Regions from separate parts of the Homo sapiens genome. Here region 2 is linked to region 1. A link is a loop called in an ENCODE intact Hi-C map of the cell type or tissue named here. Cell type or tissue: Calu3. All regions are shown on one strand. Links, peaks and the distances in the headings refer to the core of each region. The heading gives the core; the rest is flanking DNA.

Region 1 (11,463 bases), core at 1-8,000:
GAACCACACAAGTATGAAGTGAGGCAACCCTGGAAAGTCACAAACACGCATGGACTCGGCCCTGATTGATCAGGCACTAATAAGGGCCTTGGTTCTGAGTCAGTTGCCACCCCAGGTTCGTGGAGGATGTGTGGGCATGCCGAAGGGGCTGCGTGCCTTTGTCTCCAACCTCCCAGATGGGAACCTACAGGGGAGGGAGAGCTCCCACTGCTAGGTTTTGGAGGCAGGGCTGGATTTCCAAAGACAAATCCATTTTGGAACTGGTGGAAATGTGACAGAATTAGAAACAGTGACTGAAATCACTATTTGTGTGTACATGAGACACTAATGTCTTAGGGACCATTTGCTTCTTGAGCAGTGTAAAAGAAAAGAAAAATATCAGAGAGAAAAAGAAAAATAAAAACTATGTGCACAAAGAGTACTATATGAAGAAGAGGAAAAAGAGTAACTTCTGGTAGAGAAACCTGACAAACATTACCTCAGCCAAGTGATCAAGGTCAACATCAACAGTGATAGGTCATGTTGACAGTACGTACCCCTGATGTGATGTAATAGGAATGGTCCTTTACCTCTGTGGTCTTCCTCCCCGAGACCCAGAACCCAGTCTAACCATGAGAAAAAACATCAGCCAAATTCCAACAGAGGGACGTTCTACAGTATCCCTGACCAGTACTGCTCAAAACTGCTAAGATTATCCCAAACAGGTAAAGTCTGAGAAACTGTCACAGCCAAGAGGAGCCTAAGGAGACATGACAACGAAATGTAATGTAGGATCCTGGATGGGATTCTGGAATAGAAAAAGGACACTAGGTCAAAACTAAGATAACATGGGCTGGGTGCAGCGGCTCACACCTGTAATCCCAGCACTTTGGGAGGCCAAGGCGGGCGGATCACCTGAGGTCAGGAGTTCAAGACCAGCCTGGCCAACATGGTGAAACCTTGTCTCTACTAAAAATACAAAAAATTTGCCAGGTGTGGTGGCAGGCACCTATAATCCCAGCTACTCGGGAGGCTGAGGCAGGAGAACCACTTGAACCTAGAGGTGAAGGTTGCAGTGAGCCGAGATCGCGCCACTGCTCTCCAGCCTGGGCAATAGAGCGACACTCCATCTCAAAAAAAAAAAAAAAAAAGTTAATGTGAATAAAGTATGGACTTTAATAACAAACACAAAATCCTATGCACACTTTTTTTTTTGTTTTTTTTTGAGACGGAGTCTTGCTTTGTCGCCAGGCTGGAGTGCAGTGGTATAATCATGGCTCACTGTGCAACCTCCACCTCCCAGGTTCAAGCAATTCTCCTGCCTCAGCCTCCCGAGTAGCTGGGATTACAGGCATGCGACACCACGCCCAGCTAATTTTTGTATTTTTAGTAAAGACAGGGTTTTGCCATGTTGGCCAGGCTGGTCTCGAACTCCTGGCCTCAAGTGATCCGCCCGCCTCAGCCTCCCAAAGTGCTGGGATTACAGGCATGCGCCATCATGCCCAGCTAATTTTTGTATTTTTAGTAGAGACAGGGTTTCGCCATGTTGGCCAGGCCAGACTTGAACTCCTGACCTCAAGTGATCCACCCGCCTCAGTCTCCCAAAGTGCTGGGATTACAGGCGCGAGCCACTGTGCCCAGCCCTATGCACACTTTAACTGCACCATCAGCATTATACAGTTACAAAATAACCCATTTAAATAGGGAGCAGACCAAGCTAAAAATCAATTCAAATTACCAATTCCCATCATTGTAAGGATTTTCTTTTTAAGTTTGGTTTCACCTCTGCCTCCGAATTTTGTATGCACACAGATGAGCTTTTCCTTAAAGGAAGTTGACTGACTTAGTCAATTTTTTTTTCCCAGACTTAAACTTTGCCCTGTCCCTGGGGAGTAATATTATTGTGGCAAAACATCCTAGTTCTGGGTTAAAGTATTTTTCCATTTTCAGTGAATTGATCATTTGGCAAACTGATTTTTTTTTTTTTTTTTGAGAGCTGACTTTTAGCAAATTGGCTCTTAGCAATTTACTTTTCAGAGAATTGACTCAGTCTTTGAAAGATGCGAATCTGAAATTTCTCCAAAAGCCCCTTGCTTGCTTAACGAAACTCTGCTTGTGGAAAGGTCCACCACCTCCAAGTAATCTGGGTACTGCTCTTGGTCACTTAAAGCAGTTCCTGGCACACTGTAATACTCTAAAGCTGCTCAGGGCTGTTAGAGCTCTTTTCCGTCTCTTGGCATGAGACCTCATAAAAAGAAATGGACTGTATCAGAGAGGTCTGAGCTATGAGCGCCTTGCTATTGTTCATATTATGAAATATTTTTTCACATTATGAAATATAATGAACTCCTCACCATATTCCACTTTGGGCTCCAAGTGAGAGTTCAACACTTAACCCTGGGGCTTCTGAAACCCAAGTACCCCAGGAATAACTGAGATCAGAGGCAGGGGGTTGGAATAATTGACTCTTCCATAAATTCCCTCAATACCTTAGGGATTTCTGCTCATCAGAAACTTCCCCTTCAGTCTTGATAGCCAAGGAACATGAAAGGATAATAAGAATCACCACCGACCTGGGAGATAACTTTTATTGGGTGCTCCTTTTGTGGCAGGCACTGTGATAAATGATTCACGTAATTTGTTCTCATTTGATTTTTTTTTTTTTTTTTTTTGAGACAGAGGCTTGCTTTGTCTCCCAGGCTGGAGTGCAGTGGCGTGATCTCAGCTCACGGCAACCTGCACCTCCCGGGTTCAAGCAATTCTCTTGCCTCAGCCTCCTGAGTAGCCAGGACTACAGGCGCATGCCACCACGCCTGGCTAATTTTTTGTATTTTTTTTTTTTAAGCAGAGACGGGGTTTCACTGTGTTAGCCAGGATGGTCTCGATCTCCTGACCTCGTGATCCGCCCACCTCGGCCTCCCAAAGTGCTGGGATTACAGGAGTGAGCCACCGCACCCATCCCTCACTTGATTCTTACAACAGTCCTCTAGAGTTGACACAGGAGGAAACTGAAACTTAGAGCAATAAAACAACTTGTCCAAAGGTTACGCAGCTGATAAGAGGCAGAGCCAGGCTTTGAAACCAGGTGCTTCCAGCCCTAAAGCCTGCATCCTTTCTTAACCAGTAAGCAAACTGCCCTCATTTACTTATTCATTTAAATGATAAACACATGAGAAGAGCTCGCTAAATTAAAAGCAGATTATTTTACAAGGGAAAAAATGGAAAAGGAAGACCATTTAGGAACGGTTTCCAGTGGAAATAAATCTCCACTTCTCCCACTCTCCTCCCACCATGCAGCTCTTCCGTGCATTTCTTAAATTAAGGTGTGTGGATGTGTACAAATCCCACAGTTTCGTTGTTGATTGGTTGATAACAATGGGGAATTGAGAAGGAGATGGAGTACAAACGGTCAAGGCCTCCTGGCTGGCCACCTGTCATCTACCTTATACTGACCTTGGAGCCCAGAATCCAGTTCATCTAACCACTTGTCCCCATCTGTGTCCAGAATGTCCATCAGGGTGAGGCCTGTTGTGTAGTGCCGGCATCCAAAGAAAGTTCTCTTCTCCCCCACCAGATGGAAGCAGCGGAATCTATCAGCATCAACAAGGCTTCTAACGGCAATCATATCCCCTCCAGCATCCATCTCCTTAACTACAATTCTTGTGATTTCCTCAAATACGCTGAACATTGCGCCTGGACCAACTCAGAAACAGAAGCCAATTTCAGTTTTTGGGAGGAGGGTATTGGTTCAAGTATTTAAATCTTCCACATTTGGCAGCCTGAGGTGTCAGGCCTCTGAACCCAAGCTAAGCCATCATATTCCCTGTGACCTGCATGTATACATCCAGATGGCCTGAAGCAACTGAAGATCCACAAAAGAAATGAAAATAGCCTTAACTGATGACATTCCACCATTGTGATTTGTTCCTGCCCCACCCTGATACAATATAGTCTCCCCGCCGCCGCCCTTAAGAAGGTACTTTGTAATATTCTCCCCTGCCCTTAAGAAGGTACTTTGTAATATTTCTCCACCCTTGAGAATGTACTTTGTAAGCCTATCCCAAACATATAAGAACTAATGATAATGCCACCACCCTTTGCTGACCCCTTTTTTGGACTCAGCTTGCCTGCACCCAGCCTTGTTGCTCATATAAAGCCCGTTTCGTGGACTCTCTTCACATGGACGCACGTGACATGAGGTCAAGGAAGAGCCAAAGGTTCCAGGACAATCAGTACCTGGAATGATTTGCCTGCCTTACTTCTAGAACGTGAGGCAGCCATGACTCAGTAAAGAGGGCTAAACATCACAGATCCCAGATTCTCCTCTGCCCCTCATGGTACCCATCTGGAGGAAAAAAGTAGCAGCTATTGCCCCAAATAGAGAAAGTGAGACCCATTTTCTACATCTCCCACAGCAGAGTTGCCCCCTTGTTCCAAGGGGCCCAAGGGATGGAAAGGCAGGCCCACCATGCCCCAGCCAGACTAGCCCCAACGTTGATGAACAGAGGAACCAGGGAGGAATGACGGGCACGGTTGCCAGACTTCACATTACTAACCTCAACTGGTCGTTTCTTCCCTTGGCTCTGATTCTTGGGCTCCCTGCCTTGCTGTATTCTGCAAGGCAATTGGATGGGTGCCTCCCTACCAACAATTTCCCAATGAGGTGGTGGTAAATTGGCCTCAGAAGAAACAAAAGCTTCCTGGGATCCACTTCCCCATCCTACCTTTGGCCACCTTCCCCTATATCCCTTCTGCCCAGCACAGGCACTTATCCACTCACTGCTTCCTCCTCTGTCTCTGGCCCCATCATGGTGGTTGACTCTCAGTTCACTACCAACCTGGGAATTCTAGGTGTCTGGAAAGACAGTACCCGGGAACCACAGGCCCATCTCAAGTGGTACCCACCTCCTCTCTGACCTCAGCTGTTCACCAGAAATGGAAGTTGTGAGAATCCCCACAGATCTCTGCACAGTTCCTGGCCTCTGAATCTCAGGAAGCTAAAATAATGAAACTGAAAGTTGTCCAGGTGTGGAACTTCCTGGACGGGTGGGTAGGGCTGGGTGCCCCACCTCCCAAGCCTTTAGATAAGCCACCTTATAACTGAGCTGGAGGCAGATTAAGGCCAGAACCCCCCTTTTTTTTTTTTTTTTGAGACGGAGTCTTGCTCTATCGCCGAGGCTGGAGTGCAATGGCGCAATCTCGGCTCACTGCAAGCTCCGCCTCCCAAGTTCACGCCATTCTCCTGCCTCAGCCTCCCGAGTAGCTGGGACTACAGGTGCCTGCCACCACGCCCAGCTAATTTTTTTGTGTGTGTTTTTTAGTAGAGACGGGGTTTCACCGTGTTAGCCAGGATGGTCTCAATCTCCTGACCTTGTGACCCACCCACCTCGGCCTCTCAAAGTGCTGGGATTACAGGTGTGAGCCACCATGCCCGGCCAGAACCCCTTCTTCTTCTTGTACCTAAGGAGTGGGTAGGAGATCCTGGTATGTATTCTAGGTGAGTGTGGGCCAGACAATGGTGCACACCGTGGCGCCCTGGGCCATGCAATCCAGTGTGTTTGGAATAGAGAAATGGAATATGAGTAGGTATCAAGTGCCAGCAGGCAATGGCTGTGTCTGTGCCAGGGACATGAGGACCATAACCCAGCAGAACCAGCTGCCCAAATGCCATGCGACGGTCAACACTGAAGACCCAGGACAACAGCAGCTAACACCTGGAGGCAACAGGGTGGGCCTGTAAGGAGCACTCAGCCTCCCTCCCCATCTCGTGCTCCCGTGTACACTCTCAAGGAGATGCTGGTCTTCCTTATCTGGATGCCATCTGGCTTCTCCACCTACCTCCTTCTCCAGGGAGAGGCCTCTGACCTCACCCATGTCCTCTCTCAGAGATAACCACCCCGGTGAGCCCAGCCTGTCTTCCAGCCTCTGCATGCCTCAGTTCTGAAAGAACATTTGAAGGGATGACAGGCCAGGCGTGGTGGTTCATGCCTGTAATCCCAACACTTTCAGAGGCCGAAGCAGGCAGATCACTTGAGGCCAGGAGTTCAAGACCAGCCTGGCCAACATGGCGAAACCCCGTCTCTACCAAAAAAAAAAAAAAAAAAAAAATTAGCCAGATGTTTTGGCACACACCTGTAATCCCAGCTACTCAGGAGGCTGAGGCATGAGAATTGCTTGAACCTGGGAGGCGGAGGTTGCAGTGAGCCAAGATGGTGCCACTGCACTCCAGCCTGGGCAACAGAGCAAGACTCAGTCTCAAAAAAATAAATAAATAAATAAATAAATAGACGACAGTGGTGGTAGTAACAATTACAATTATAATAATATGGCTACCATATATTGAGTATTTACTATATGCCAGGCACTGTGCTAATGCTCACAACAGCCCTAAGAGGCATTATCTTTACACAACAGTGGAATAAACTGAAGCTCAGAGAAGTTGACACAGCAACATGGCTAATAAGTGGCAAAGCTGGGATTTGAACCCAGATCGTTGTTGATGTTCTCCAGCACCTCACCCTGACTATACTCTTGCAGGCTGGTGAAAGCAACCAGGGCACCCCTACTCCCAGGAGTGAAAGCAGTGGCTATATTTCTCTTTCCAATACTGTGTGGGCTCTACTCGGACAGGGGTGGTGGCTGGACTTGGGCAAATATCCCACACTCCCTGACACTCACTCCAAGGGTGCTGTGATGGTGGACCGGGGCTAGAGACCCCAGGCTGCTGGGGACAGCTCCTCCCTTCTACCTGGGACTTTGTGCCTCTCCTGGGAATAGCAGCTGATACTCCCCAGAACACGCTGGAAGGTCAGTGCCCTCGTGAGATAAGGATTCCTTGCTATAGGACTCCTCTCTCTCCTAGCCATGTTGGCCTCAGAAAGTCCCCAGAACCTCTTCCCCTGCCACTCAGGCTTATGGTGGGAGGAGGAAGTATGAAAAGTCCCCTCCACTGAAAGGCCAGAAGGAAACGCAGCGCTCCCAAGGGAGAGGTGACTGGGGAAAGGCCTTGGGGAGAGAAGTGAGAAACTGGAGAAGGGCTGGGGATTCACTGGGAAGGACTGAGCACCACTTGGGACCCTGGCTCCACGTGTAAACCATTGCTGGAGTGTCCCCCTCCTTGGCCATGGCACAGGTCACCCCAGCCTCTGGGGCCAAGGCGCAAGACCTGTCGGAGAACAGCCAGGCAAAAGCACAGAGAATTTTGCTCTCTGACTACCGCTGCCGCCGCCAGTTCCCTCACAGCCCCCTTGGGGGATTTCCCTGCTGAAGCCAGCAGAAAGCCCAGCAGTCCCAGCGCCCCTCCTGCCACCGTCAGAGCTGCACTGATGCCCCACCAGCACCTCAGCGGGAGCCGCTGCCCACACCCCTGCCCCCTCCCCTCAGCCTTCCAGGAAGCGAAGGCCAGACACAGGGAAACAGAAACATGTTGCCCTTTTATTTGCGTTTCTCAGAATACTGTACAAAGGGAGTAAAAATCCTATTCACACTTTGCTTAGAAAGATTTTAAGGTGAAAGTTCCCTATGATACACGGGGTGGGAGATGCAGGGTCAGGAGGGAGAAAACAGGCCCAGTGACCTCTCCCGTTCCCTTGGACCCCTGGAAGAGGACACAGGGACCCACACCTTTTCAAAATTAACACTGCCCCTAGTCCAACTGGGGAGGGGAGAAGGCTCCAGCCCAGGCTCAGGCTCCCGGCCTCACTTTCTTCTCTGCAGGCTGAGACAGTGCCTACAGGCCACGTCTTGCCCCTTCCTCTGTGCTGCTTGAGCAGGGATCCTACAGGACTCTCACCACAGACCCCACATGGGGTGGCCTCACAACGCCACATGTGGCTGCCACATGAGAGGCCCTGCCCAGTGCCAGTCTGTATGAGGAAGTTAAGGGGTGAGGGCCTGCAGAGGACCACAGCACCCATCGTTTCTGTCACAGCTTCCCCATACCCCCGCAGGAGTCAGGGCCAAGTTGGACCTGTGCTTACAATGACTCACGGGCCTTTTCCCCACCTGTCTACCCAACAGCCAACCCAGGAGTTAAACCCACAGCAGCCTCCCTCCCCTATTACTATCACATTCTGTGGGTAAATTAACCCTCCAAGCCTGCTTCCCTCCCTGCCCACATCCCAAAGGAGATTGGGTCTAGCTTCTGTCCCTACCCCTCCCTCCCTTACACCAGTCCTCTGCTGCTATGTGGCCCCATTCTTCTAAGTCTCGACTCACTAGCTCTCCTACAGCTCCCCAACCTCCACCAGGCCAGGATGGCAGCAGCCCTGGCCCCCTCACCTCTGGAACCAAGCCATCTACACTCTACCCCATCTTTCCCCAACCTGACCCTCCCCACTCCCAACCAGGACCCACGGTGGGTTGCAGAGAAGCTGCCAAAAGCCTGGGACTTGGATTAGACAGCTCCCTACCCAGAAAGGCAAAGACCCATCCCACACTTGCTTCCATACACAAAAGCACACACTGCGTGGCATCGAAAAAACCTAGGAATCACAGTGAAACAATCCAGAAGCCGTACCGCCCTCTGCTCCCTATGCAGGGGTTAAAGTGCTTTGGCTGCCTGAGGGCAAACAAGTGAGCAGGGGTTTTTCCCCTGGCCTCCTGTCGCAACTGCGTGGTCCATGTTCAGCCCAGGAGCCCAGCCCATTCCATGACCAACTCCATGGAGTCTCTATTCAAAAAGCAAAAGGAAAAGATCAAAAAATTCAGAAAAGGTCAGAGCCCAGGGGGCCTACCCCAACCCCACTACAAGCTACTCCAAGTTGGCTACTGGGGGAAGCGAGGGGGGAAATTAGGCCAGAGGCTCAACCCCCATCTCTGGCAGTGTCCAGAGGCTTCTTCTTTCTGTCTTCAGTGTTGCAGCACATGCCTTTTACCCTACCCCTCCCCTGCCACCCTGGGCAGGGGAAGGGGCTGCACTCTCAGTACTTATTGATTCCAAAAATCCGGACTCCGTGGAGCTGGGGCAGCTTGGGGATAAGCACGCTCATCAGGGACACGGTGTTGAGCACAAAATGGATCTGGTCGTACTTAGTGTAGAAGCTGGTGAGGAAGTACCTGGGAGGGGAAGGGTGGGGAGAGATATAAAAGACTGTTGGGAGGACCCCTTCCTCCCTCACTTCCTGGGAGGGGAAAGGCAGAATCCCAACAGCTAAGGAGTTACAGAAGAGGTTCCCAGACCAGCGTAAGAAGCAAGAGCTCTCAGGCTAAAGGGGCCCCTCCTGGCCCAGTACCGCCCCCACCTCCCAGCTTCACCCCAAGCCTGTAGGCCTATCTCACTAGCAGGAAGGAAGCTCCAATGGAGGAAAGATGGGGCCAGGGAGGCCCAAAGCCTGAGTCCAGTGTAAGACCCAGGAATATTCCAACTTCCTCTGTTCATCCCTACACCAGGAGCCACGGCAGGGTTAATAAGCATGGCTGGGCCCTGGGGTCCTCCAGGCCTTGCCCTGCCTGCTGGTGTCTTCCTGTAGCCCAGGCACTCACAGCACGATGGGTGTGATGGTCAAGAACTTCCGAGAGGCCGTGAACTGGACCCCATAATCCATCTGCTCCCAGTGGGTTAGCAGCCTCGCCTTGCCCTGGTCCGGGGTCTCAAAGGGTGTCCCCTTCACCGTGTGCAGGAAGATATACATGCCCTGGAGGAAGAAGTCTTTGTTAGAGGATACAAAAGGGAAAGGCCCCCCTGCCCAGCTCCTCCACCCAGTCACAGACACAAGTAACTCCCAGTGATCTGGAGCCTCCCTCTGCTGGGCAGGGGGATATGGGCTGGAGGTCAGGATGGAGCAGCTGGGAGTATGGCAGGAGAAGAACAAGGGGACTCCCTGGGGGACGGGCTAGGCCTGGCATGAGAATGCACGGTGGAAGTTGGCCACAAGATAGGCACCGAGATGCTGCCCCCCTCCAGGCCACTCATAGCCCCCTGTGCCTGTTGGGAGGAGGCAAGCGATGGGACTAAGCCCTGCTTACCCGACAAAGAGTGCAAGGTAGCAAGTGGTGAGGGAGCAGAGAAGGGCAAAAGTGGAAGACGGTTCGAGAAGCTAACTTGAGAAAGGGGCATTTCTGTATCAGCCTAGGCACCAGGACTCTCGGGTCCTGGGAACTCTCTGGAGCCCTTTGTTCAGCTCTCAGGAGCACATCTTCCAGGCCAACAGCCACCCCACCCTAGAGATGTGGAAAAATCTGCAGATTTGATTCCTGTCATGGTACACAGGGCAGGAACCCAGAAGGGGGAGCAAGGCAGAGAGGTAAGGGCTAGGCCTGGGCTCTGGAGGCAGATGTCGTCAGTACATCACCCTGACACCTGGGCCAGGCCCGACAGGCTCCTCCTATCCCTCAGCCCTGCCAAAGGGCAGCCCACAGGGCAGGGGCAGGGGCAGGGGCAGGCAGCAGACAGGCTCTCACCATGTTGTGAATGAGGTTGGTGAGGGTCCAGACGACAGGGACACTCACAAACGGGATGCTCAGCAGCACGATGTGGAGGAGACCGATGGCCAGCACGTAGGAGAGCCAGATGCCACGGCTGTTCATCACCCGCGTGTTGGGGTTCACCTCGCTGTGCGCTGTGCCCACATTCATCCTGCTGCCCCTCTCTGCTGTTCTGCAAACAAGCAGCACAGGTCAGACAGGTCACACTGCTTTCCCTGCCCCCTCTCACCCTCGGATCCCGCTGGGAGGCAGGCCCTTGTTTCCCTGAGAACTCCAGGCAGTTCCACTCTTTTGATTCTGAAGCATGGAAAGTGGAGAAAGTCCATGTGGACTTAGCTCTACTCATTTCCTGCTGCTGGGCTGGGATAAACAACAGGCTGCCCCATGCATCATCCCATTGGGACAGGGCCCTGGCAGGGCATCGGAGGACAGGTCATCAAGAGGCACGCAGCCCCAGGGCAGAGAAGTCAAGGCCCATCCCCCAGCCTCACCCCCTATGGCACTCCCATGAGGACCCTCTGCCGACAAAGCCCCAGGGAGAGAATTCTCACTCAGCACAACCCCTGCTGGACTGTGTCTCACTGAAGGCCTAATGTGGGACATCTGCTCTTAAGCTCTTCCCATCAGGAGGGAAAGGAAGTGAGGCCTGTGGGTACAGGCAGCAGTGGATGAACTATTTTGAGGTCACTGCATCCACTCACCTCCTCTGATTTTTTCAATTCTGGATCTCCCCAAACCCCAACTTAGGAGGACTGATCAGGTAGAAAGAGGGAAGTGGGGAGGGAGGAAGGGAGGAAGAAAGGAGAAAACAACAGACTAGGGACAACCTTTGCCCAGACCTAGAAGGCACCCCTCCTGGGTGACACAAAACAACCCATCCGGATGTTTTCTCCATTTGGCAGCCACTCAGGCCAACCCTTGTGATGCTACCCACTCCACTGCCAAACCACCAGGGCCCTTTTCCCCACAAGAGAGGCGAGGATAGAGAACGTGGCCAACACCTGTAACTCCCATAGAGAGCTGGAATCCACCTCAACATATGTCTCCTAAGGGCACAGA
Region 2 (13,013 bases), core at 2,498-10,497, 89 kb before region 1:
TTAGGGGCAGTATCTTGGCTTTTAAATGCTTCAGAGTGGAAGAGCATGTTTGGGTTTATATAGGATCCACAGCTCACTATGGAACAATCACAGATGGCTACACATGATCCAGACACAGAGCAGGTCATTCCTAAGGGAACAGCTGACCTGGTGGACCAGATAAGAGCCATTATAAGGTCTATTTACCCTGAGAAAGGGAACTATCTGACTTCCCCTTTCAATGCCAACTGGAATACCCCAGATGAAGCAGCTGATATGCTTCATATGCAAGCCATGTGGAACTGGCTTTGTGATAATCAAGATTCACACATTGAATATGCCCATTACCCAGGTGATATGGTTTGGCTGTGTCCCCACCCAAATCTCATCTTGAATTGTAAGCCCCATAATCCCATGTCATAGGAGGGACCCAGTGGGAGGTAAATGAATCATGGAGGTGGTTTCCCCCATGCTGTTCTCGTGACAGTGAGTGAGTTCTCACAAGATCTGATGGTTTAATGAGTATCCGATATTTCCCCTCTGGCACTCACTCTCTCTTCTGCCACCCTGTGAAGAGGTACTTTCTGCCATGATTGTAAGTTTCCTGAGGCCTCCCCAGCCATGCAGAACTGTGAGTCAATTAAACTTCTTTTCTTCTTTATAAATTACCCAGTCTTGGGTATTTCTTTCTTTTTTTTTTTTTTTTTTGAGATGGAGTCTTGCTCTGTTGCCCAGCCTGGAGTGCAGTGGCGCGATCTTGGCTCACTGCAAGCTCCGCCTCCTGGATTCACACCATTCTCCTGCCTCAGCCTCCTGAGTAGCTGGAACTACAGGTGCCCACCACCACGCCCAGCTAATTTTTTGTATTTTTAGTAGAGACAGGGTTTCACCATGTTAGCCAAGATGGTCTCGATCTCCTGACCTCATGATCTGCCTGCCTCAGCCTCCCAAAGTGCTGGGATTATAGGCATGAGCCACCGTGCCCAGCTGGGTATTTCTTCATAGCAGTGTGAGAGTGGACTAATTCAGTATATTGGCACCACAGAGAGTGGGGTGCTGCTATAAAGATACCCAAAAATGTGGAAGCAACTTTGGAACTGGGTAAAAGACAGAGGTTGGAACAGTTTGGAGGGCTCAGAAGAAGACAGAAAAATGTGGGAAAGTTTGGAACTTCCTAGAGACTTGGAGGGTTCAGAAGACAGGAAGATGTGGGAAAGCTTGGAACTTCCTAGAGACTTGTTGAATGGTTTCGACCAAAATGCTGACAGTGATATGGACAATGAAGTCCAGGCTGAGGTGGTCTCAGATGGAGATGAGGAACTGCTTGGGAACTGGAGCAAAGGTAACTTTTGCTATGCTTCAGCAAAGAGACTGGCAGTATTTTGCCCCTGCCCTAGAGATCTATGGAACTTTGAACTTGAGAGAGATGATTTAAGGTATCTGGTGGAAGAAATTTCTAAGCAGCAAAGCGTTCAAGAGGAAGCAGGGCATAAAAGTTTGGAAAATTTGCAGCCTGACAATGTGATAGAAAAGAAAAACCCATTTTGAGGAGAAATTCAAACCAGCTGCATAAATTTGCATAAGTAATGAGGTGCCTAATGTTAATTACAAAGACAATGGGGAAAATGGCTCCAAGGCATATCAGAGACCTTCACAGCGGCCCCTCCCATCACAGGCCCAAAGGTCTAGGAGGCAAAAATGGTTTCCTGGGCTGGGTCCAGGGTCACCCTGTTCTGTGCAGGCTCAGGACATGGTGCTCTGTGTCCCAGCTGCTCCAGCTGCATCTAAAAGGGGCAAAGGTACAGCTCAGGCTGTTGCTTCAGAGAGTACAAGCCCCAAGCCTTGGCAGCTTCCATGTGATGTTGAGCCTATGGGTGCATAGAAGTCAAGAATTGAGGTTTGGGAACCTCTGCTTAGATTTCAGAGGATGTATGAAAACATCGGATGTCCAGACAGAAGTTCGCTACAGGGGTGGAGCCCTCATGGAGAACCTCTGCTAGGGCAGTGCAGAAGGGATATGTAGGGTAAAACCCCCCATGCAGAGTCCCCACTGGAACACCGTGTAGTGGAGCTGTTAGAAGAGGGCCACCATCCTCCAGACCCCAGAAGGGTAGATCCATTGACAGCTTGTGTCGTGCACCTGGAAAAGCTGCAAGACACTCAACGCCAGCCCGTGAAAGCAGCTGGGAAGGGGACTGTACCCTGCAAAGCCACAGGGGCGGAGCTGCCCAAAGCCATGGGAGCCCACCTCTTGCATCAGCGTGACGTGGATGTGAGACATGGAGTCAAAGGAGATCATTTTGGAACTTTAAGGTTTAATGACTGCCCTATTGGATTCCGGACTTGCATGGGGCTTGTAGTCCCTTTGTTTTGGCCAATATCTCCCATTTGGAATGGGTATATTTACCCAGTGCCTGTACCTCCATTGTATCTGGGAAGTAACTAACTTGCTTTTGATTTTACAGACTTATAGGCAGAAGGGGCTTGCCTTGTCTCAGATGAGACTTTGGACTTGGACTTTTGGGTTGATGTTGGAATGAGTTAAGACTTTGGGGGACTGTTAGGGAGGCATGATTGTGTTTTGAAATATGAGGACATGCGATTTGAATGGGGGCCAGGGCAGAATGATATGGTTTAGCTGCGTCCCTACCCAAATCTCATCTTGAATTGTAACCCCCATTATCCCCACGTGTTGTGAGAAGGACCCGGTGGGATTGAATAATGGGGTAATTGAATTATGGAGGTGGTTTCCCCCATGTTGGTCTTGTGATAGTGAGTGAGTTCTCATAAGATCTGATGGCTTTTTTTTTTTTTTCCTTTTGAGACGGAGTCTCGCTTTGTCACCCAGGCTGGAGTGCAGTGGCGTGATCTTGGCTCACTGCAAGCTCTGCCTCCCAGGTTCACGCAATTCTCCTGCCTCAGCCTCCCAAGTAGCTGGGACTACAGGTGCCCACCACCACACCTGGCTAATTTTTTGTATTTTCAGTAGAGACAGGTTTTCACCATGTTAGCCAGGATGATCTCGATCTCCTGACCTCGTGATCCTCCCGCCTCGGCCTCCCAAAGAGCTGGGATTACGGGTGTGAGCCACCGCACCTGGCCAAGATCTGATGGTTTCATAAGTGTCTGGCATTTCCCTGCTGGCACTCGTTCTCTCCTGCCACCCTGTGAAAAGCTGCCTTCTGCCATGATTGTAAGTTTTCTGAGGCTTCCCCATCCATTTGGAAGTGTGAGTCAATTAAACCTCTTTTCTTTATAAATTGCCCAATCTTGGGTATTTCTTCATAGCAGCATGAGAACAGACTAATACACCAGGTCATGGTAAATGCCACGGTTAAGTGGTGTCTTAAGAATGTACATGTCAGATATGATATGGTAAAGTCAGTGTGGACACAAAGAAAATTAGAACAAGGCCCAGAAAGAAGTTTATCACATTCACAGGTCCCAGAGAGGTGGTTATTATGTGCTATGCAAGATCACAGGAGAAAGCACCAGTGTTGGTCAGGAGGCAGAAAAGAGGAATGAGGAAAAACCTTAGGTCAGAGCCTTAATTGGGGTTTCTGTGGAAAAGGCAAGGCAGGGCTGGGTAAACAGTTTAGGATTGGCTAGTTTTAATAATTCTGGTGGGCTCTAAAGCATAGAGATGGTCTCTGGTTGACTGGTATCTGGCCCTGGGATGACTTAGGGTAGGTGAAATATAGGCTTGGTGTGTGAGAATTGGGTAATGGCTTATGGCAAAAACCTGTGAGTACTTTCCAGCAATGACAACAATTGGATTTTGGACCAGAGAATTTCCATTTGAGGGGAAATTATTAGCCTGCTATTGAATATTAATTGAAATTGCTCTTATGATTGAAGGACAAAAAAATAATTTTAAAACCTAAAATATCAACGAAGTCTTGGGTGATGTCAGAGAAGTGTTCTAATGGGGAGAGCATTGCCCAGAAGAGTTCTATAATAACATAGAAATAGTTTATAGAGAATCATGGTACCTTAGGAATGAAAGGATGATATACTCAGGGGCAGGGATCCTCTTTTCCCCTACAATTGACTTTGGAACTATGTGAGGAGCTGCTGGATTCTATCATCACTTAGACAGTGCCCTATAAAGTAGTCTTTGACCAACAAAGAGATGCTTGATTTGTGGACGGTAGTTTTTTTGTTTGTTGAGACAGGGTCTCATTCTATCATCCAGCCTAGAGAGCAGTGACACGATCAGGGTTCACTACAGCCTCAACCTCCCAGGCTCAAACGATCCTACCACCTCAGTCCCCCAAGTAGCTGGGACCACAGGCATATGCCACCATGCCTAGCTAATTTTTAAATGTTTTGTAGAGACGAGGTCTCACTATATTGCCCAGGTTGGTCTTGAACTCCTGAGCTCAAGCAATCCTCCTGCCTTGGCCTCCCAAAGTGTTAGGATTACAGGCATAAGCCACCATGCCTGGCTGTGGATGGTAGTTTTAAGGTAAATGGACAACATCCTGTTTGGAACACCACAACTGTAATTAAAGAAGGTAAAAACAAATCAGCTTGGTGAGCTGAATAATCTGCTGTTTTCCTAGAAGTGATGGAAGAACTGAACAGTGATACATGCCCATATGTTTCAGTTTCTGATTCATGGGCAATGGCCAACAGCCTGGCCATGTGGTAAGGCAAGAGTGCAATGGAAACTTGGCATATTAAAGGGACTCTCATATGGGACAAAGCCCTGTGGAAATCACTATGGGAATTTGAGGGGTGCATTAAAGTAGGACATGTCAATGCTCGGTAAAAGACCCCCCTTCCAGATTTGGAAGCTGATCAGAACCAATTAGTAGGTATCACAGTGTGCGTGTTTGAGGTGAGCACGTGGGTCCATAAAATGAGTAGACAGGATGGGGGATGCTACAGCCACTGCAGAAGATGGGCTGAATTTGGACATATTTCCCTTGGACCTCCTGAGGCACAAAATAGCAACAAACTATTATGTCTGCCAATAAGAGAGACAGTTACTATAGGTGACTATGGGGAAGATTCCCCAGGGGGAAGACCCCACACATAGTTGGCAAGTGGATTGCATTGAAGAGCCAATGCTGGTAGTCCCAAGGGCTACAAATCATTTTTGTTTTTGTTCTTTTTTTGAGATGGAGTCTTACTGTGTCACCCAGGCTGGAGTGCAGTGGTGCAATCTTGGCTCACTGCAACTTCTGCCTCCCGAGTCCAAGCAATTCTCCTGCCTCAGCCTCCCCAGTAGCTGGGATTACACGTGAGTACCGCCACACCTGGCTAATTTTTGTATTTTTAGTAGAGATGGGGTTTAACCAGTTGGTCAGGCTGGTCTCGAACTCCCAACCTCAAATGATCTACCTGCCTCAGCCTCTCAAAGTGCTGGGATTACAGGTGTGAGTCACCACGGCCGGCCTGTTGTTGTTCTTTTGAGACAGGATCTCACTGTGTTGCCCAGGCTGGAGTGCAGTAGCAGGATCACAGCTCACTGCAGCCTCAACCTCCCAGGCTCAAGTGATCCTCCAGCCTTAGCCTCCTGAGTAGCTGGGACTACAGGCACACACCACCACACCTGGCTAATTTATTTGTATTATTATAATTTTTTTTTATAGAGATGAGGCCTCACCATGTTGCCCAGGCTGGGCCCAAATTCCTGGGCTCAAGAGATCCTCCTGCTTCAGCCTCTCAAAGTGCTGGGATTACAGGTGTGAGCCACTGCACCCAACCTATAAATTGTTTTTGACGGGGATAAACACAGACTCTGGAAGGGGCTTTGCTTACCTGGTTGTATACACAAATGGTCAGTACCACGAAAGAACCAGAACAGAAGATATTGCACCAATTTGAATGGCTGAGCCACATTTCTTTAGACTAAGGAGCACTCTACTTACAGCCCATAATGTCAAACAATGGGCAAAGAGCTATCCTCCTCAGAGTAGTAGTTTGATAGATATCTAAAATAGGGTAAGGTATAGGTGTGAAGGGTTGGTTTATGCATTTGCACAAGTGTGAGGTCACATTGAAATGAGCTAAGGGAGTGTTCCCACTAGGTAGATTCCTCTGTTTTTCTGGTGGATTAGGGAAGAGGAGGTGGGGGAGGATGCTGATATGACTATACAATTCTTGCCAAAGAGGAGGATATTGGTGTGATGACTATTCTTTTTTTCCTTCCCTACATTGTCACATCAGCTTTCTCTTTCCTACCAGATGCAGTGGTTGCAATACCAGCACTGTAATTACAAGTGCCAGAAACAGAGATGATTTCTAAAGCAAGAAAGTGTAACCGTAGCTTTAAACCTTTATGTCAGAACTCCTAAGGGCCTGATGAGGCAGGCTGTGCCTTTACCCCATCTGGCAAAATTGGGGTTAACATTGAATGCAGATGTATTGCCTAGTGGTAGAAATAGCCCACTAGTTCCGTACCTGTGTAACCCTATCCTGTATGTATGGGAGTTGACTGAGGGAGAGGTGCTTGCTAGACTAGTATTGCTGCCTACGATCTAGACCAGTGCAGTGGTCAAACCTAATATTCCTCCCAAAGGTGGGAAAGTTTGGGCATAAACAGTAAGAAGGAGGAAGAGTAGCTGAGAGTAAAGGAATGAATAAATGAGTTATGTAACAAGTCCTGTGAGTCATCCTAGCAAATTATTAAACATGTGGAGGGGAGTCCCCGATTTTGTAGCTAAGTCAGACAAAAGTGCAGGTAACCTGGGGACCTGGTACTTGAGACTGTTGTCTAAAGTAGGGAGAGTACTGTGCAGTACTGTGAGACTGAGCCTGTAACCTGTGCGGTCTACGCAAACATCAGGAATTACAATCAGAATTGAATTGAAGTGGGCTGGGTATGGTGGTTCATGCCTGTAATCCCAGGACTTTGGAAGGCTGAGTTTGGCAATCACTTGAGGTCAGGAGTTCCTGGCCAGCCTGGCCAACATGGTAAAACTCCGTCTCTATTAAAAAAAATACAAAAATTAGCCGGGCATGGTGGTGGGCGCCTGTAATCTCGGCTATTTGGGAGACTGAGGCAGGAGAATCACTAAAACATGGGAGGCGGAGGTTGCAGTGAGCCGAGATTGCGCCACTGCACTCTGGCCTGGGCGACAAAGTGAAACTCCGTCTCAAAAAAAAATAATAATAATAATTGAATTGAATTGTTGGACACCAAGTCATTGTCGGAAAACCAGAAAATTGGTTTGTTGGTGTCAGAAAACACCCCAGACAAACTTTCTACAATAAACATGTATTACTTTTATAATGGAAAATAGTCAAACATCATGTTTTAAGTGAAGTTAATATAATTGGAACACTGGATAAGCACCTTAAATTCTCAAAATTTGCTGATAACCTACAACTATGAAATGCAAATATTTGTGAAATTAACAAAACAGAATCACTCCTAACTAAACCTACAATTGCAAGTTTTCCTTGGAGAGCTGATTTCTTCTCTACACTAAGCCTAAGCAATATCTACAGGCATCAGTGTTTAGTCTGCACACTACGGCTCACCTCCTATGTCTTCATCTTCATTGGCTGGGCCTTCTCCACTGTCCACATTTTCCATTTCATGAGATTTGGTTAAACTGTAGTCATTCAAAACCGCTGCACTTTCTAAAAGATAAAAGGAATTTTAAGTATGTGGTTCAACGTTAAAGGATTTTTATAAATATATATTAAGTAGACCCCCATTTAACTTTCAGCTTCACACAATCCTTTAGTGACAGATAGTACCCCTTCACACATACCCAAAAGGGATGTATACATGAAAACTCTTGAGGTTTAGAAATAAGCCCAGGGTTCGCAGTGGCTCACGCCTGTAATCCCAGCACTTTGGGAGGCCGAGATGGGCAGATCACCTGAGGTCAGGAGTTCGAGACCAGCCTGGCCAACATGGTGAAACCCCATCTCTACTAAAAATACAAAAATTAGTTGGGCATGGCGGTGCATGCCTGTAATCCCAGCTACTCGGGAGGCTGAGGCAGGAGAATCACTTGAACTCGGGAGGTGGAGGTTGCAGTGAGCCAAGATAGCACCACTGCACTCCAGCCTGGGTGACAGAGTGAGACTTCGTCTCAAACAAAAAAAAAAGAGAAAAGAAATATGCCCAGGGTTCATGTACCCTCTGAATACACACAACTTTCTTGAATATTTCTTTCATCTGAGTTAAAGGGCACTCATGTTCCTTCTGGAGAAAAACTATCTCTCCATTGGTATATCTCACGATATTCAGTAGGATGCCATTGCTATTTATGACAAAGTAGTGACCAGAAATACTAAGCGTGCAAACACTGGCATAACCTAATTTGGGAAAGATGCTTTCCTAGGAGGAAGATCTGTAAGCTTTCTGTATGCCAAATTCTGTTTTTCCCTTCTGTTCACATTATAAATGTGATTCTGTGGAAAACATATTGGACCCCAAGTTTCTTTATTTGTTTGAACATTTACTGAATGTTGACAAGGCTACAGATATGAATAAGTCATTATGTCTTCAAGGAGCTCATACTTTGAGATATAGATAAGAGAAGCCCACAACTCTAACACATGGTAGGCTCAGACAAAGGATTAAATAAAGGAAATACAAAGTGTTATTAAAGTTCATAAGTGAAAGGGAGCAGACATAATAAAGACATGCTTAAACAAACAGCAAACTTGTTACAAAATAAGTTTAAGAGAAATGTATAATAAATATTGATAATACTAGAAGAAAAAGGAACAATGCAACTGGAATTATTTTCACATATAGGCATAGTAGCTTAACAAAAAGATGATAGCAGAAGAAATGAACTGAAAAGTTACCCTCTTTTTATCTAACTCCTTCCCAATCTTCAATAAAATATTTGCTGAGTTCCCATTAATATAAAAAATAGTCAAAGACACTGAATCCTGTGGCACTGAGGCTGGGCTGAAGTAGGGAGGTAACTAGAAGCTCTGCAGTGGCACTCCTTTCAGCTGAGCCATGACCAAACACACGCGGGAGCGAAAGAGAAACACGTTTCACAAAACCCATCACTAAGAGCCCCTGAAAATGTGGTCACCATGGACTCAGTGTTTGATTTATGAATATCTGAAGTTTCTAATTTCTGCATATTATGATGTATACTCTGTGAACTCTAAGATACCATTCTAAACAATGGTTCACTTTTCTCAAGCCTGAAATGACTAAAATATAGTGGACACCTAAACAATTAATATGAGATTTAGGTTCAGTTAAAAGATGTGATTGGCCGGGTGCGGTGGCTCATGCCTGTAATCCCAGCACTTTGGGAGGCCGAGGCGGGCGGATCACCTGAGGTTGGGAGTTCGAGACCAGCCTGACCAACGTGGTGAAACCCCGCCTCTACTAAAAATACACCAGGCATGGTGGTGCATGCCTGTAATCTCAGCTACTCAGGAGGCTGAGGCAGGAGAATGGCTTGAACCCGGGAGGCTAAGGTTGTGGTGAGCCGAGATCACACCATCGTACTTCAGCCTGGGCAACAAGAGCGAAATTCCGTCTCAAAAAAAAAAGAAAGAAAGAAAGATGTGATTACAAGTTACAGTAACACAAAAAGGCATTTCAGTGATAAATTAAATTTTGTAATATAATGTAAGCTTTGATTCACACAGTGAGTTAATCAATGGAGGACACAGAAGTTATTTTCAGGAAATAAATTATTGTAAATGTTTATAATTTATTCTAGAGCAGGGATCAGTAAACTATGGCCTGAGGTACAAGTCTGACCATAGCCTGCTTCTGTGTGGGCCCAAGAGGTAGGAATGGTTTTTACATTTTTTAAGGGTTGTAAGAAATACAAAAAATAATACGTGACAGAGACCATATGTGGCCTGCAAAGTCTAAATATTTACTATCTGGCCCTTTACAAAAAAGTTTGCAGACCACTGTTCTACAGTAAAAATCGCAAGTCATTCAAATACAAGCTACTATATTATTCAACAAAAACTGTCTTCAGAGCAATGAGCTGAAAAATCAAAAACAAACAAACAAACAAACAAACAGTGATCAACATTAGGTAGTGTATGTTTGGCCCTAAGATGCTAAAGAACTTACATGATCTAAATGGATGAGTTATTTTTTCATCAGCAACAGACAACCATATTTAAAAAAAAACACACACACATTTCCATAGCATTTTTACTGCAACCAGAATAAGCACATTCCTCTCTCTTTGGTATTTTTTTTAGTAAAGGTATATTTCCAGAGAGGAAAGACCTGATGTTACCTGCGGGCACAGACTGCTCCTGAGTGCTTTTCAGTTCCGCATTTGTTTGTATATCTGAAAAGAAAGAGGTTATAAATATTAGCTACTTAGGGTACATTTCTACAGGTTTGAGCATTCCAAATTTAATAAGGGATACCATTTCGGAAAACTTAACAGCAGAATTCCTCTTTCAGAGCAAGATTACTCTTTCTCTATATTCTCCCTAAAAGCCTTTCAAGGAGCATGAAAAAAAAATATTGATGCAGCAATGTTACTCTAAGAACTTTCTGCCAGAGATCTACTTACACCAAGAACAATATGCAAAAAGTGGGTTCCATTAGAAATAATTTCATATATTCTTTATTCTTCCCCAATATTTTATTATGAACACATAGAAAAAAAGAGTTCAAAGTGGTATATATATATATATGTACATATATATGTACATATATATAATGAAATACTATTCAGCAATTAAAAAGAATAAAATCATGTCATTTGCAGCAATATGGATGGAGCTGGAAGTCACTATGTTAAGTGAAATAAGTCAGGCACAGAAAGACAAATATCACATGTTCTCATTCATATATGACAGTAAACACGTTGATCTCATGGAGGTGGAAAGTAGAATGATAGACAGGGTGTGTGGGTGGGAATGGGGGATGAAGAGAGATTAGTTAATGGGTAAAACATATAGTTACATAGAAGGCATAAGCTCTAATGTTTGACAGCAGAGTAGGGTGACTATAGTTAACAACGACGTATTATATATTTCAAAATAGCTAGAAGAGAGGACTTGAATTGTTTCCAACACATAGAAATGATAAATACTCAAGGTGATAAACATTCCAAATTCCCTGACTTGATTATTATATATTCTATGCATGTAACAAAATATCACATGTGCCCCATAAATATGTAAAATATTATGTATCAATAAAAAATTTTAAAAAAAGAACTGCACAGTTGAACATCCATTACTCACCCTCTGGATTCTACAATTAACATTTTGCTATTTTTGCTTTCTCACATATGTTTCCACCCATTCATCTCTCAATCCATTCATCGATCCAGCTTTTTCAACGCATTGCAAAATAAGTTGCAGATATCAGTATACCTCAGTCCTAACATTTCAGCATGATTATTATTAACTAAAATTCAATATCTGTTTACAAGATTTTAAAAAGTAAATTTTACATACAGTGATATGCATGGATCTTAAGTGTACCATTCAATGAGTTTTTAAAAATGCATATCCTCATGTAATGCAAACCCCTATCAAGATACAGAACATTACCATCATCCCAGAAAAGCTCCCTCACATCTCTTCCTAGTCAATTCCCACCCACATACTCCAGAGACAACTACTGTTTTGACTTTTTCCACCATAGATTAGTTTAGCCTATTTTAGAACTTCATAAAAACAGAATCACACAGACATATGGTATAAATTATTTTGCCCGAGGCTTCTTTCACTCAACATAATGTTTTGAGATACATCCATTCTGTGGTGTTTATCAGTAGTTCATTCTTTTTTATTGCTAAGTAGTATTCCATATGAATATCCCAGTTTGTTTATCCATTCTCCTATTGATGGACACCTAGACTGTTTCCAGTTTGGGCTATTTATAAGTCAAACTACTATGATATTCCTTTTTAAAATAATAAACTTTTAAATTTTAGAGTAGTTTTAAATTTATGGAAAAATTGCAAAGATAGCACAGAGAGTTCCCATATACCCCACACCCAATTTCCCCTATTATTAACATCTTATATTAGTATGGTACATCAGTTATAATTAATGAATATATATTCATACATTATTACTATCTAAGTATTCAGATTTCCTTAGTTTTCATCTAATGTCCTTTTTCTGTTGCAGGATCCCTTCCAGGATCCCACATTACATTTAGTCATCTTGTCTCCTTAGGCTCCTCTTGGTTGGGACAGTTTCTCAGACTTTCCTTGTTTTGATGATCTTGACAGTTTTGAGTACTGGTCAGGTATTTTGTAGAATGTCCCTCAACTGGGATGTGTTTGTTTTTCTCATGATTAGACTGGAGCATGATCATCCTTGCACAAGTATTTCTGTGGTCATATGCTTTCATGTCTCTTGAGTCAATACCTAGGTGTGGAATTACTGGGTTATAGGGTAGGAGGCATATATCTAGTTTCAACACAGTGAAACTAGAACTTGTTCAAAAGTGCTTCTTCCCTCTACTTTGGGCTTAACTTACTCTGCTTCTGCCCTCTTAAGGTGAAATTTTAGTGACTGACTTTATTCCTTTCTTCTTTTCTAATTGTAAACATTTAAAGCTATAAGTTTTCCTGTAAGCATTGCTTTAGCTGCATCTCATAAATGCTGATGTTTTGATTATAATTCAGTTCTAATTTCCCTCGAGTCTTCTGTGATCCACTGGTTATTTATAAGTGTTTAATTTCCAGATATTTGGGGGAATTCGGGAATTCTTTAGCTAACTTGTTATTGAAGTCAAATTCCATTGCACTACAGTCAGAGAACACAGTCTGTGTGACTGTAGTCCTTTTAAAAGTATTAAGACTGGTGTTCTTGGTGAATGTGCCATGTGTAGTTGAGACATATGTATGTTCTGGTTTTTGTTGGTTTTCTTTGTTTGTTTTGTTTTGCTTTGCAGATCTGGCTGAGGCTTTATTTTGGAGGAAAAAAAAATGATGTAATTGTTTTGTAGCTGGAGGCATGGGCAAGGGGGGTATCCCAGGCAGTAAACTCCCCATGGGTGGGCTGAGGGTTAGGGCTGAGCCTCAGGTGGGTCTCCTGTTCCCTATACTCCCCTGCACAGTGGCCTCCTCCACAGGCTCTGGAGAAGCCAT

What was found. Hi-C counts contacts between places; a loop is a spot of excess contacts. Peaks named below come from ENCODE experiments on the same cell type or tissue, not always from the same donor. Only the 100,000 strongest peaks of a DNase experiment are listed, where the experiment ranks them.
Region 2: a loop joins it to region 1, with 2.1 times the contacts of the local background. A loop is called at or near these places in 2 of 110 quality-filtered maps.

What each region holds. Positions count from the first base shown.
Region 1 is chr17:39,913,650-39,925,112 of GRCh38, forward strand. It overlaps GSDMB (gasdermin B), which reads right to left and starts at 4,986. Exons shown (of 11, transcript NM_001165958.2): 1 at 4,885-4,986; 2 at 3,433-3,681. The coding sequence starts at 3,667. ORMDL3 (ORMDL sphingolipid biosynthesis regulator 3) reads right to left here. Exons shown (of 4, transcript NM_139280.4): 2 at 10,381-10,576; 3 at 9,463-9,614; 4 at 7,394-9,036. The coding sequence starts at 10,554. The coding sequence ends at 8,901. RefSeq lists enhancers at 2,545-3,034, 9,682-10,468, 10,469-11,254, promoters at 3,586-4,215, 3,766-4,174, 4,898-5,260 and a cis regulatory region at 5,239-5,252. In Calu3, for the core only: no CTCF peak of the experiment used is centred there; DNase peaks (open chromatin) are centred at 2,992, 3,542, 4,802, 7,278 and 6 weaker places.
Region 2 is chr17:39,821,914-39,834,926 of GRCh38, forward strand. IKZF3 (IKAROS family zinc finger 3) reads right to left here. Exons shown (of 8, transcript NM_012481.5): 2 at 10,185-10,238; 3 at 7,474-7,575. It also overlaps the pseudogene KRT8P34. Among named protein-coding and RNA genes, the nearest start is that of IKZF3, 36 kb to the right of the region's middle. RefSeq lists a silencer at 1,829-2,029. In Calu3, for the core only: no CTCF peak of the experiment used is centred there; DNase peaks (open chromatin) are centred at 3,068, 4,758, 5,518, 6,628 and 9 weaker places.